2 separate regions of the Homo sapiens genome follow, and region 1 is linked to region 2. A link is a contact called in ENCODE Hi-C data. All regions are on one chromosome and are shown on one strand. Each heading gives the region's core, a stretch centred on a gene start or an enhancer-like site at or near the end of the contact. The rest is flanking DNA. Distances are from core to core; before and after follow the strand shown.

What was found. A loop is a pair of places that touch in the nucleus more often than their neighbours do. Pooled maps may share reads with other maps.
Region 1: a loop to region 2 is called in a map with no recorded cell type, with 2.9 times the contacts of the local background. The contact joins two enhancer-like sites. A Hi-C loop is called at or near these places in 4 of 37 single-sample maps with no recorded cell type and 2 of 50 pooled maps.

What each region holds. Positions count from the first base shown.
Region 1 is chr10:107,417,061-107,420,017 of GRCh38, forward strand. No RefSeq gene overlaps it. Among named protein-coding and RNA genes, the nearest start is that of SORCS1, 250 kb to the left of the region's middle. RefSeq lists an enhancer at 1,376-1,535. Within about 2 kb of position 1,456, at least 2 of the 41 ENCODE cell types and tissues checked have a DNase peak (open chromatin) inside an H3K27ac peak, as active enhancers do.
Region 2 is chr10:106,929,918-106,932,769 of GRCh38, forward strand. The region is part of intron 2 of SORCS1 (sortilin related VPS10 domain containing receptor 1); the gene reads right to left. Among named protein-coding and RNA genes, the nearest start is that of SORCS1, 230 kb to the right of the region's middle. Within about 2 kb of position 1,599, at least 3 of the 41 ENCODE cell types and tissues checked have a DNase peak (open chromatin) inside an H3K27ac peak, as active enhancers do.

The sequences.
Region 1 (2,957 bases), core at 206-2,705, 490 kb after region 2:
CCAGCAGTAGCTCTGTAACTGTGATAGCATTCATGGGTCTGGAACTTACTGTTATTATTCTGAGGTTCATATTTGGAAGGAAATGCCAATTATGTTCAAGTGATTTAAAAACAGTAATTTAGAGTTATGTTTCCAATCCAGCCTCTATTCCTCAAAACCTTTCAACAGCAACTTTTTCCTAAATTGTTTCAGGAATAGAGAATACATACAGAGCTTTCTCAAATCATGATGATCTGATCAATGACTTCTGTTAATAACTGGGTTTTTCTTTTTGGTGTCAGGGCATTTGTGCACCTTCTGCGGTAATGTGATTATCTGAGAGTACAAGAGGATGCATGAAAAGTTGGCTGGTAGAAACAAGATTTGGAAGTTGTAAAGCAACTCTGGCAACTGCTTAGCACTGATGGCTATTGTTTAGTCTGCACAATGTCATCCAGCACAATATTCAATATTCTTTTAAAAATAGTCATGAGCATTTCAATTCAAAGCACAAACATGGATTTTTGTTTTCTTGTGAAAAATCTGGGAACCTGGCCCCAGTGATCTCACATTGCCTTCGTCATCACCATCAGCAGGAACTGAGTCAAGCTTGGCCTTTAGCATGTACTCTCTAGTTTGTCACTTTCTCCACTTCTCCCTATTTCCCCTTGGTCCTAAGTTCCGGTGAAAGTTGTCTTTTGTTGCTGTTGTGGCAATTATGCTTAAATTTTCCCCTAATGTTTAGAGAAAAGTCAAATATTATTTGGATACACATACTTAGCAGAAGTAGGTAAATTAAGGTAGTGCAAGATAGAGTTATGCTTCAACAAGAAAAGAAAGAAAGCGAGAAAGAGAAAGAAAAACAGCACATAAGTCTGTGGAAATGGATTTCTTGTTTACTATGCAAACCAAGTGCAGGTATGCATGAAAAAACACGCTATATGAGAAAAAACAAGCAATGTAAAGCAAACAGAAATCATGTGTAGATGTGCAAGAAATATCAAACCTGCTTAACAAATTTTTATCTCTGTATTAGTCAGGAGCCAGTGAGGAGATGTAACTTATGTCAATTAGTTTAACAGAGAGGATTTAATATGAAAAATAAAAACTGCATATTGAAGAATCACGGACAGCAAATGTAGGAAGCAGCTGTGACCCCCCGGGGCTGGAAGAAAATCAAGGAAAACGTTGTACTTGTTCAACCTTGAAGGTATGTGAAAGGGCCTCTGTAAAGTTCAAATCAACCTCTGAGAAGGGGCCTGGTGAGACTGCAACCCAGACTTTTGCAGAAAGTAGTGCCAGCTGGTATGGGTGTCTTTGAGGAGAAATGATGAGACTTATTCTGCCAAAGTTGGACAAACTGAAAATTATAATCCCAGCACTGCTAGTCCTGGAATGCACTGCTGTCACTAGGATGGAGAAATGTTGCTAAGTGGACACTAATGGGAACAGAAGGAAAACTAAAACTGAAACAAAACAGAAACAGGAAGAAAACCGAAAAGACTTAAGTTCTTTCATCCTCTTCAAGCCTTCCAGCCGCCTTCTAGTGCCTCCGTGAGCTGAGCCTCTAGTAATTGGCTAAGTCAAAATGTGGTTTTCAGAGATCAGGCCCTAGCATCACAAAATAGTATAAAGAAAGAGGTTTTGAAAATGAAAGTCAATAGCCTAATGGCTGCTACAGCTATCTAACTGGTCCTTTATCTGCTAGAGTTTGTAATCTCGGCCTTAAAGATAAAATTAAAATATTTAACAGGCCCCTATATTTGTATAATACATTATGATCTATAATGTCCTTTTACACATTGATTTGTGTCAACTTCATGCATTTAAGCTCCACAATTATGAAAGGCAGGAATGGCAGATATGGTCACCTCAGTTTTCCATATGAGGAGAAGGAGGTAGATAGAAGGCCATTGATATGCCAGTCACATGAATGCAAAAGTCAGAATTGCAACCAAGATACTCTGTCTACCAGCCCATTGTCTAATCACTGCAGCACACTACTTCTATAAATCCACAGGTAACTGGACTCCTAAAACTAATGAAGTTCACAAATCCCACTGCCTTAGGGAGGAGAACACTGGTGTTTGGCATGGCTCATTGTCCCAGGTCAGAGATGAAACCCATTTGTTTGCTGACTGGTTTTATTAAGTTCTGAAGAAAAAAATATACCTGTCTCCAGTGGAAGGTATTGGGCTATCTGAGGGCAATTGAATTTAATGTTTCCTGGAACACCAATTTTATGTCTTGTAAAAACCCTGAAGGAATGCAACTCAGCTTATTACCCTAAAAGAACCATGTCTTGGTTTGCAGGCTATCTTCCAGTGCCAGTAAGGAGCATAGCTTCTGAGATGCACAGTGATATTTTCCTATCATCATGGGAAAATCTGGGTGAATTAGGGGGAAAACAAAACAACAAAAAGGCTTCCCTTCCTTAAAAAACAGTATTGCCACCTGCCAGGAAATTGGAAAAATAGGTACACAAATCTGTCAATGAAAACAAGATGAAAGTTACCTTCTGGACTGGTGCAGTGTACATCTTGAACAGCTGTAAGTGGTGGCCTGTGTTTTCTCAGTTACTAGTTCCACAGACTATTAAAAAGTTTTATATAAGGCAGTGGATTATAGATAGTTATGCTTAATTTGTATTTGCTTTGTTTCCATTATTGTACGTGTCATATCCTTTGATGGGTTTTATGGATGTCCAGACAGGAGCATAATTACATTCCTCAGTTTTCTTTGCCCAAGGGGAAAAATAAATAAAACATTTTCTTCAGGGACCAACTACAGGGAAAATATACTGTGAAATGGATCTGGAACAACACTCATCCAAAGACACACCCTGAATTTCCTCCCTTGTTCACTGCCCTTTACCTCAGCTTTGCTAAGGAAGAGAAGCCTGGTATTTTTTTTTTTTTTTTACAAATAATGATGTATAAGTATCTGTTGGGGTCAGGTCGAGACAGTTACTTCTTATG
Region 2 (2,852 bases), core at 349-2,848:
ACAGAGAATGGATGGGAGGACCTCTTTTGCTTAAGAAAATTAATGATGGCCGGGCGCAGTGGCGCATGCCTGTAATCCCAGCAGTTTGGGAGGCCGAGGAGGGTGGATCACAAGGTCAGGAGATTGAGACCATCCTGGCTAACACGGTGATGAGACATATTAAATCATCCCTACTAAAAAAATACCAACCGTCTCTACTAAAAAAAGTACAAAAATTAGCCGGGTGTGGTGCTGAGCGCCTGCAGTCCCAGCTACTTGGGAGGCTGAGGCAGAAGAATGGCGTGAACCCGGGAAGCGGAGCTTGCAGTGAGCCGAGATCGTGCCACTGCACCCCAGCCTGGGCGACAGAGCGAGACTCTGTCTCTAAAAAAAAAAAACAAAAAAACAAAAATGAATTAAAAGGTTAAGACAGATTGGTTACAAAATCACCAGGAAAGGTCACTCCTAACAGACTCATTATGCTTATGCTTAGGGTAAACAGTCATCAGCTACCCTGCAAAATAAGTGGCAGGGCTGCTGTATATTGAATACAAATTATTTGCAGAACCCTCAGCTCTCCTTGCTTCATTTTGCTACTGGGATACACGGAAGCTGGCATTGTATGTTCATGTGTGTATTTATGTATCTGAGCATCTCATTATAAATTATTATCTTCACATTCAAGAAAATAGCCAGCTCACAGGCACAACACCAACACAGGAGGGCTTTATAACATCGCATGCTTGAATCAGGTGCATTCTGTTTCATCTTGCTTTGTTTTGGTTTTTTTCTTCAGAATTTGGAAAGATATGATGGTTCTTAGGAGTCAGAACTTTTTCTTTTTTTAATAATATGGTTAGTCAGATAAGGCTTCTAGGTGAAACTTCTTCAAAAGTCCAGGGAACCTAGTGTTCTAATGCTTCCCCACTAACTCCTTCTGAAACCACATCTGCTCAAAGCCTTCTCAATCAAGACATGGGGAATCTGCCCTTCAAAGAAAAGGTAATTTCAGCAGATCTCAGGGGAGTTTTGCAATCAGAATTTCCTAAGATACAACTGTGGTGGAACTGGCTATGAAATGTATTAATGCTGATAACTGTGGTTTTATAATCCCCACCAATTACCACAAATTATAGCCGTGTGATTCTGGAAAAACCACATGCTGTGGAGTTGAATCCTGGAAAAATATACACTGGTTGTCTAATTTCCTTCCTAATTTTAAGAAGACTCATAAAAATCCTTGCCCTACCCTTCTTCTCCTAGAAGACTCTCAGGGACCAAAAATACTTGAGAGGCATTTGTACTTAAATCCTATGTAGCGAGCTCCAGAAATACTTTTTTGGCTGTTAATTAACTAATTCAATGTTGATAAGCCTACTTAATGTACACTCCAGTAAACCAGTACATACAAAGAAACGTGGTCCTACCATCAAGGGGTTTACAGTAGCAGTAGGACAGAAAAGTGATGAAATAAAGTCAACACAATGGAGCTACAAAAACAACTGCAAGAGCAGAATCTCAGAAGTCAGAACTCACTGAGAAGAGCATGGAAGCGGGTGGGGAAAATACTTGGTAATAAGGACAGGAAACTGTTTCACCATGCTGGCCTTCAGTGTAAAGTCCTCTGAAAGCTGGCAATCTCCCCAAGTGCACAAATACAGATGTTTGCTCGTTTGTAACTCCTGAACCAGAGAGCCACTAGCTCAGAGGCATCATCGTGGGAAAGCCCCCTGCAGTTTTCAGAGATGTTGCCTTATGAATAATGGAAACTTTCAAGAATGATTTTGGTTTAAGAACAGGGATAAGTCCTTTTTTTAGGGTTGTGTATGTCAGCACTCTGCCCTGGTAAATTATCTGCAGACAGCATAGTCTATCAAAATGAACTCACTGCTGTTCATTTTTCCTGCCTGCCATGCTGTGTATTAACTATCATCCATTATTTTAAAAACATTTCTGGAATCAAAGGTAAGAGCAAAAAGAAAAACAAAAGGGTAATAGGAGATAAATGCACTGCAAATGCTGGTCATACATGCTAGTAAGACAGGAAAAATATCTCATGGGGAAAAACAAAAGCCAATTTTTCCATAACAGCAGTAATATTCACAGACTTGAATGCTTCCAGGAAGCTTAGGAAAGCACAGGGTTTGGGGACGTTGACAGTTATACCCTGGGGATGTTCTCATGGGGAAAGGTGTCAAGCAGATCATTAGTCAATTTGATCCCCCATTTACAAAGCACTGATGTTATGTGAATTTTTATCCCCTTCCATACACACTGGTAGAAGCATACTATAGTATTAATATAGTCTACAAATATATTATTATTTTTGAGAATTACATGATTTTTTTGATATATTTGAGTATATCCTGAAATTTTTAAAAAAACAAAGTAGAAAGCATTGTCTTGAGTAAAAATAACTTCACATTTGGCTGCTGATTGCTCCCCTGATACCATGCATTTGGCATCAAATCCCCCTTTCCTGAAGCAACTCACAGCACTACTGTCACCTGTGTTATTACTGGAATCTTAAGTTGTTATTTAACTTTGTCACTGGTGACAAAGAAAAGGTATACCTTGCTGCCTTAGAGTGATAGTGATCTTTCTCCCCAGTTCCCACCACATGTGTGTATGCCTGTCTCCAGCTCAACTTATGCTTGCTTCTTGGACAAAATGACACCTTAGCAAGACTCAGGAAAATGAAAATGTTAACTATCCAAGAGAAACAAAGCACCATAATTCCAAGAAATCCAGACCAAGTTTTGCTCTAAGGACACCCTTGACAAACATGCAAAATGAGCTTGTCTGCTCTGCCTTCTGTAGAATCAGAAGCACCTTCAAGGTGAGCACTCCCCTCGCAGCAATGGTAAATTTTA